Linked DNA regions of Homo sapiens: regions 1 and 2 are each linked to region 3. Evidence: chromatin loops called from intact Hi-C (ENCODE). Cell type or tissue: dorsolateral prefrontal cortex. All regions are shown on one strand.

What was found. Peaks named below come from ENCODE experiments on the same cell type or tissue, not always from the same donor. Only the 100,000 strongest peaks of a DNase experiment are listed, where the experiment ranks them.
Region 1: it touches region 3 in a loop (7-fold over the local background); 38 of 110 quality-filtered maps call a loop at or near these places.
Region 2: it touches region 3 in a loop (5-fold over the local background); 3 of 110 quality-filtered maps call a loop at or near these places.

Annotation. Positions count from the first base shown.
Region 1 is chrX:65,580,555-65,583,054 of GRCh38, forward strand. No RefSeq gene overlaps it. Among named protein-coding and RNA genes, the nearest start is that of LAS1L, 47 kb to the left of the region's middle. In dorsolateral prefrontal cortex, CTCF peaks have their summits at 1,562 (motif pointing right) and 1,770; a DNase peak (open chromatin) is centred at 1,577; H3K4me3 peaks cover 337 bases; H3K27me3 peaks cover 2,500 bases.
Region 2 is chrX:66,601,552-66,604,051 of GRCh38, forward strand. It overlaps EDA2R (ectodysplasin A2 receptor), which reads right to left. Exons shown (of 7, transcript NM_021783.5): 5 at 1,082-1,246. Among named protein-coding and RNA genes, the nearest start is that of EDA2R, 36 kb to the right of the region's middle. RefSeq lists a silencer at 117-216. In dorsolateral prefrontal cortex, no CTCF peak of the experiment used is centred here; a DNase peak (open chromatin) is centred at 1,100; H3K27ac peaks cover 939 bases; H3K27me3 peaks cover 2,266 bases.
Region 3 is chrX:66,728,165-66,730,664 of GRCh38, forward strand. No RefSeq gene overlaps it. Among named protein-coding and RNA genes, the nearest start is that of EDA2R, 90 kb to the left of the region's middle. In dorsolateral prefrontal cortex, a CTCF peak has its summit at 988; a DNase peak (open chromatin) is centred at 867; H3K4me3 peaks cover 828 bases; H3K27ac peaks cover 469 bases.

The sequences.
Region 1 (2,500 bases), 1.1 Mb before region 3:
ACCTATTATGGCCAGATTGCCCTGGCATTCTAATTGTTAGATGTTGAAAAGTAGCTGAAGTATATGGAATACTCCATGGATGTAAAGAGGTTAGATAACAAGTATTAGAATCATCCGAGCTCCAGAATCAGCATCCCTTTGGGGTGAGGGGACAACTCCAGGAGACAATGGCATTGTATGCTCCAGGTCTGAAGAGGGGAATGGATGGAAGAGAAACTTGTGGTCTGAGCCCTTCATGTATGGAAAGTTGTCTTGCTTTACTCCTAGGAGTTCCAAGCCAACCAGGAAATTGATTTCTAAGATCACTTCATTTAAACATCATTGGGCTGCATAAATTCCATCTCAGCCCACAAAATATGCTTTGACCCCTGCCTAAGCTCCTATTACCCCCACTGGTCTCCATTTTCCCTTCACTTATTATCCTTTCCTCCCCTCACCCAATTTTCTAAGCACCACAACCAGCCTGCCAGCAGCCAGCTCACTCAGGGCCTCATCCTTTGGACAAATTCCTAGAACTCACGGCCCAGATGGGAGAATAATGAAGATTCATTTACCCCAGGACTCTTGCTTGATTTGTTGTTGAGCCTCTGCCTGATTTTCAGTCATCAGCCCCCAATTTTATTCCCAGAGCCAGCAAGGGCCAAGCCTCATTTTCCTGGGGGCCCAAATCCTCCCCCATTTTCCTTCCATCCAGGCTTCAAGCCAGAGGCCAAACGGGGGTCAAGGATGACGGCTCATTGGCAGGGCCAAGCAGGTGGCCCTGCCCTAGGTTCAGCCCTAGGGAGCTTCTTGTTTTCTCCTGAACTTCCAAGAATCTCCATTCCCAGATGAGGCATGCTGTCAGATCTTGGCATATGACACCAAATATGTCCCCCTTTCCCTCTTCTGCCTGAGTCTAAATGTCCCTTTTCCTTTGACCTACAATGTAGAAGATTCTTGCTAAGAGCTGGATGAGGAAGGCTTCATGGGGTGGGGCGGGGCGGGGGGTGGTGGGTCGCATCAACTAGAGTGCAATTCTATGTGCGAAGAGGGAAAAGCCCAGCTTCCGAACCTCCAAGATAGCTTGTTTAAAATTTCTATTGAAAGAATCTAGGGGTATTTACCTCTCAGCTCTGGACGCTGAGTTTTCAGACCTGCATATTTTGGGTAGAAGGGCCTGTGTCAGGCTGTGAAGCCAGTTCCTGGCAGGCCAAATGTGGCAAAGAACCATTCAGTAAAGCAGCCAGCCCAGCAACACAGGCCCAGGAGGCAGCTTCGGAGCTGGTTCAGCTACAGAAGGTCTGAGACGCCTCTTCCAAGCCCCTTTAGGAAGCCTGACTCTCTGGCTTTCAAGCTGCCTGCTGTCCCCAATCCCTCTCTTTCTGGTGCAGACACTGAAGAAAACGGTTGTCTCTTGTTTCCTGCCTGGAGCAGCTGGGGCTACTTGAATATTCTGCGGGATATTCCTGGAAGGTGACCTCCCTGTATCCTCCTCTTTCGGAGACAAAGGCAAAGCAGGATGTGGTTGGGAATTACACTTTTAAGGAACAGGACCATTAGGTGACGCTAAGCCTCTTAGCCACTATGTGGCGCCATTTACCCATTTTTCTGTGCAAGGTTAGTGGGCGGTGGCTACACGCAAAGCAAACCAAATATCAAAACTCGAAAACTTTTCAGGGATCTAGTTCTGACTAGGCTCCTAATATGTTGAGGGTACTTGGGCAAATCTCTTGACCTCTAGGCGCCTCAGTTCCTCATTTTGTGAAATAGGAGACAGATGGTGGGGGGGTCCCTGAAATCCCTTCCAGCTTCATAATTTTGCAACTATGTGAGTGAATTCCCAATGAACATCCAAGCGATGCAATTTTGGGCCTTTGGGTCACACACAGGGTGGGTAAAAAAAAAAAAATAAAAGCGCACAAGGGCCAAGGCATGGGTTTGGGGGTGAGGGTGAGAAGGGGGTGGTCATGGAAGCAGGGATCCTCTACAACACATGGGCCAGGATTTTTCTTGAGCTTTCCATGGCGCTAGGGAAAAGATAAGGAGCCATTCATTTGCTTAGTAAACATTGATCACAAACTAGATGCCAGGCACTGTGTGATAGAGGCAAGGCTGCGGTGGTGGGTGGGAGAGAAGTGAATGGTGGGTGGGACACCAAGATGAGTAAACCTCAAAGTGTTTACCAGCCAGTGGGGAATAGATGAGTAAACAAATAACCAGTGCACAAGGAAGAATGGAGTCTGTGCTAAATAGAACTATAAACTGCTGGAGGTGACAGGGAGGAAGGAGGGATATATTCTGACCAGATAAGAAAGGTCTCACAGAGGAGGAGCCATTTTAACTGGGCTTTGAAAGATGAACAGATGTCTGTGTGTGGTGGGGGAGGGGTTTGGAGAAAGGGAGAGCAGGAGGGGGAGGGAAAGGCAGGCATTCTGGGCAGAAGGAATGGCTTAAGGAAAAATGAGGGATGGGTACATTATGCTGTTTTGGCGGAATAGGGAGTAGTCTGAGGTGGCAGGAG
Region 2 (2,500 bases), 130 kb before region 3:
AAACTGACCCAAGGCAAATTTACATTAGCAGGATCTTCCCACACAAATACTGCAGCTTTGCACACAGTATCCAGTGGGCTGAAAAGGAGTCCTGAGCACTCTTTTATCTAGTAAACTTTATCTTCCCCCTTATAAATCAACTTCATTCTCTGATCTGAGTTCCTGTTTCAGTGTCCCTGCCTAACTCTCAGTTCCCTTAATGGCAATGAAGCTGCACTGAACCTTGGTACTCTTGGCTGGAGTTCTAACTCTTTGCCTGGTCCTGATCAGCCACATTCCCACCTCCCCCATCTTTGTCCTCAGTGAGCTGGCTTTTCTGTCCCACATTCTTGTCTAGTAGCTGAAGTTGTGCTTAATAGAGATCACAATGTTACTGTGACTTTAAATATGATTTTCCATCTGGAATTTTGCATGGCTGTCTGATATGGACTGGGCTAGACCTCTTGACATCAGTATTATCTGAGGGAGAAAGTCCAGGTTTGCCAACTACTCTGGACATAGGGCTTTCAGTTATCCCCATTTGTGAAGTTATTATACTGATAGCAGTGGCCTTAGACCTCAACCACTTTTATTACAGTCGTATCTCAGATATAGCCAAGCCTTCCTCAATTCATGACATGCTCTAGAATTTATACCTACTAGTATAGATATAAAGAATTGGAAAAGAACCCAGAAATCAACAAATCCAATCCTATCTCTTATCTTAAAGATTAGGAAGAAAGAGGTCTGAAGAGGCTAGATGACTTGTCTAAGGTTACACGGTGATTTAGAGGTAGACATAGAACCTAGGTCTCCCGATTCCTTTCCTGAGGGGTTTCCCACCGTGCCACATTCCTTTAAAATCCCCTGAAACATAATGAACCAGGTCTTCTAAACTCTCAGGGTTGGCTTCAGTAATCTCTTAAGTCCCATGCTTTCCATTGCAGCCCCAGATAGTTCCCCAGGCCAACAGAAGACTATTCATGGGGTTTTCAAGCATGGTAGAAAAGGCCCATTGTCTCTCAACCCCAGAACATCCCTCTCTTCTGCCAATAAGAGCCTTGTTCCTGATTCATGTGAAACATGAAACAGCCACCCTTACCACGCTGGCAATGTCTGTTGAAGAACTGCTTGCAGTAGAGGAAGAAGAGCCCCAGGAAGGCCAGGGTAAACACCACTAGCAGGCTGCTCACCAGTGCAACAAGTGTGGCCTCCTGAGGGGGCACTGTGGGTGTATCTGCCTCCACTAAGCTCAACTGGAAGGCACCTGTGAGACAAAAAAATGGGGGAGGTCAGTTAGCATGGGCAGTAAACAGTCACCCTGACCCTGGACCTGGACTTCCTCAGGCTGTCACCCTTCTCCCTAGGGCCTTCCCCAATTAGGGTGGCTATGCTGGTTTTACTTCTTTCTAGAGCAGGCAAAATTATAAAGAACAAGGCAAAATAATTTGTATATAGTGCTGGTATGTAGAAATTAGTACAATTAATCGAAGATGCACATATCCTGTGATCTTTCTGTGCCACATCTAATTATATAATCCAGATCAATGGAAACAAGCTAAAAAATTCATCAGTAGAGCACAAGATAAACAAATCATGATATAATCCTAAAATCTTACATTATTATACAGCACTTAAAGGCCTTTATGGATCAATATAAATAATCTAGAGGGGGAAAAAGGAAGTTGGAGAAACAGAACATATAGCTTGATATCATTTCTATAAAACATTATACAATACATAACAATAGCATATATTGGTTATGAATATGCACACATATCACAAAAGAACCCAAGTATTAAAACATTAGTGGAGAGTATGGCAGAGGTATAGTGCTCACCAGTTATCCACATACTCCCATGTATTTCCCTTACACCCTTGCAGTAAGGCCATCAGAGTACTTCTGGCCAATGAACTGTGAGTTGAAATAACATGTGTCACTTCCAGACTGAGGCAGTTAAGAACCAGTATGTCTCCTCCATCTCTTCCCCTGTGTCATTGACCTGGAAGACATATGGTCTAGAATGCACAGTCAAATGATGTAGGAAGGCCTTTGCATAGTAAAAAAAAAATAAACTTTTATTGTATAAAGTCACTGAGATTTTGCAGTTTGTTTGTTACTTTAGCATAGCCTACCAACAGAATACATACAATTTCAGGATAGTGGTTGTATCTGAGGAGGTAGGGAGGTAATAGGACTCTGAGAGAATCTAGAAGAGAATTCCATTATATCTGTGGAATCTTTATTCTTTTAAAACATCTGAAGCAAATATGCAAAATGCTATGATTTATTAACTTTGGATAGATGCTGGGTGATTGCATTTTAATTTTATATTTTTCTGCACTTAAAAATATTTCTACATGTTTGAAAACTTTCATGATTTAAAAAATATGTCAATAATTTTAAAATAGGAAGTAAGTAAATAGATGGTAGACAAAAAAGATAGACGATTAGATAAATGGATAGTGGTATAGGCATAGATTGGACCCTAGTTCTTCATTCAGCCTCTTACAAGTCCTC
Region 3 (2,500 bases):
TTTTTGATTCATTTGTAATGAACACTTAGCTTAAAAGGGAAGCATATTGTATAGCTGTACACAATTTTTTCTTTATATCCTTATTTTTATAAGCTTTTTTTCTATTTCTTAAATTATCTTTTTCTTTCTTTCATTTTTCTTTCCTTTTTTTTTTTTTCACTTTTTAACTTTTTTGTTAAAAACCGAGACAGAAATATGCACATTAGCCTAGCCCTACACTGGATCAGGATCATCAAGATATCATTAGGCAGCCAGACGCGGTGGCTCATGCCTGTAATCCCAGCACTTTGGGAGGCCGAGGCAGGCGAATCACCTGAGGTCAAGAGTTCGAGACCAGCCTGGCCAACATGGTGAAAAACCATCTCTACTAAAGATACACACAAAAAAATTAGCCAGACGTGGTAGCGGGCGCCTGTAATCCCAGCTACACAGGAGGCTAAGGCAGGAGAATTGCTTGAACCTGGGAGGCAGAGGTTGCAGTGAGCCGAGATCGTGCCATTGCACTCCAATCTGGGGGACAAGAACAAAACTCTTTCTTAAAAACAAACAAAAAAAGATATAATTAGATTATAGAAATTTTTCAGCTCCAGTTCCATGGTAATCTTATGGGACTATCATCATATATGTGGTCCATCATTGACATCATTGATCCAAACGTCCTTATGCGGCTCATGATTATTTCCCTAGGACCACAGTCAGGGAGGAAAAAGATGTACTCCAGCGACCTCTGCTGAATTCCAAAGGCTGCGGCCATAGTTCCTGGTGACGCAGACAGTCTGATAAAAAACTAAAATGGCGGTGTCGCCCGTACACGTCGTGCAGCAGAGCATGACGGAAAGGACTCTGCTGGAACGACTGGCGGCACAGACTTAAGGCCGGACTCCACTCCCCACCCTCTGTAGTTGGGGCTTCATACCCCTGAGCTATGATGGCACCTTATTGTGAAAACGCCCTGAAAGTGCGAAGAGGTCTCTAAGCCACAGGTGTGGCGATGTTGTTGTCATTACCAGGGACATTCCAGTAGGCGGCGATAGAGGGCAGTATGAGTGCCGCAACCACGCCCTACTTTTTCTAGAGCTGGGTTGTTAAATGATAGGGTTTGATAGGGTTTGAGGCCGAGTCAGAGTTTAAGAATGGTGGAATTTAAACTTTAAAGCTAGGAGTTTTCATCTGAGATTCCTACCGGAAATACACAAGGGTTTGTAGCAGTGGTGAAGGTCAGGAAGTGAATTCCTTGAAATAGTATATAAAAATAAAAACGTAAATTTCTCTGCACTTGTAGGGAGAGAAGGTCCATAGCTTTCATCAAAGAATTTGGTGAATCCTTGCCTTAGGGGTTGGGGCTCCGGGCCAGGGACAACATAGTATAACAATAATGCAGAACTGTAGAGCCAGACTTTCTGGTTTCACATCTTTACCTCTCTAAATCCTTCCTATGTCATCTTAGGCAATGCACTTAACCTGTTTCAGACTCAGTTTCTTTATCTATAAAATGAAGATAACAGCTGTGCTGACTTTTTAATAGACATTCTGACTGGCATAAGATGGTACCTCGTTGTTTTCATTTGCTCTTCTCTGATGATTAGTGATGTTGAGCATGTTTTCCTTTTTTAATTTTACTTTAAGTTCTGGGATACATGTGCAGAATGTGCAGGTTTGTTACACAGGTATACATGTGCCATGGTGGTTTGCTGCACCCATCAACCCATCATCTAGGTTTTAAGCCCCTCATGCATTAGGTATTTGTCCTAATGCTCTCCCTCCTCTTCCCCCACCCCGACAGGCTCCAGTGTGTGATGTTTCCCTCCCTGTTTTCATGTGTTCTCACTGTTCAACTCCCACTTATGAGGGAGAACATGTGGTGTTTGGTTTTCTGCTCCTGTGTTAGTTTGCTGAGAATGATGGTTTCCAGTTTCATCCATGTCCCTGCAAAGGACATGGACTCATCCTTTTTTATGGCTGCATAGTATTGCATGGTGTGTATGTGCCACATTTTCTTTATCCAGTCTATCATTGATGGACATTTGGCTTGGTTCCAAGTCTTTGCTATTGTAAATAGTGTTGCAATAAACATACATGTGCATGTGTCTTTATAGTAGAATGATTTATAATCCTTTGAGTATATACCCAGTAATGGAATTGCTGGGTCAAATGTTATTTCTGGTTCTAGATACTTGAGGAATCACCACACTGTCTTCCACAATGGTTGAATTAATTTACACTCCCGATAACAGTGTAAAAGCGTTCATCCCATTCAAGACATAGGCATGGGCAAAGACTTCATGACTAAAACACCAAAAGCAATAGCAACAAAAGCCAGAATTTACAAATTGGATCTAATTAAACTAAAGAGCTTCTGCACAACAAAAGAAACTATCGTCAGAGTGAACAGGTAACCTACAGAATGGGATAAAATTTTTCCTATGTTTATGTTGGCCACTTATGTGCTTTCTTTTGAAAAATGTCTGTTCATGTATTTTGCCCACTTTTTAATTGGTTA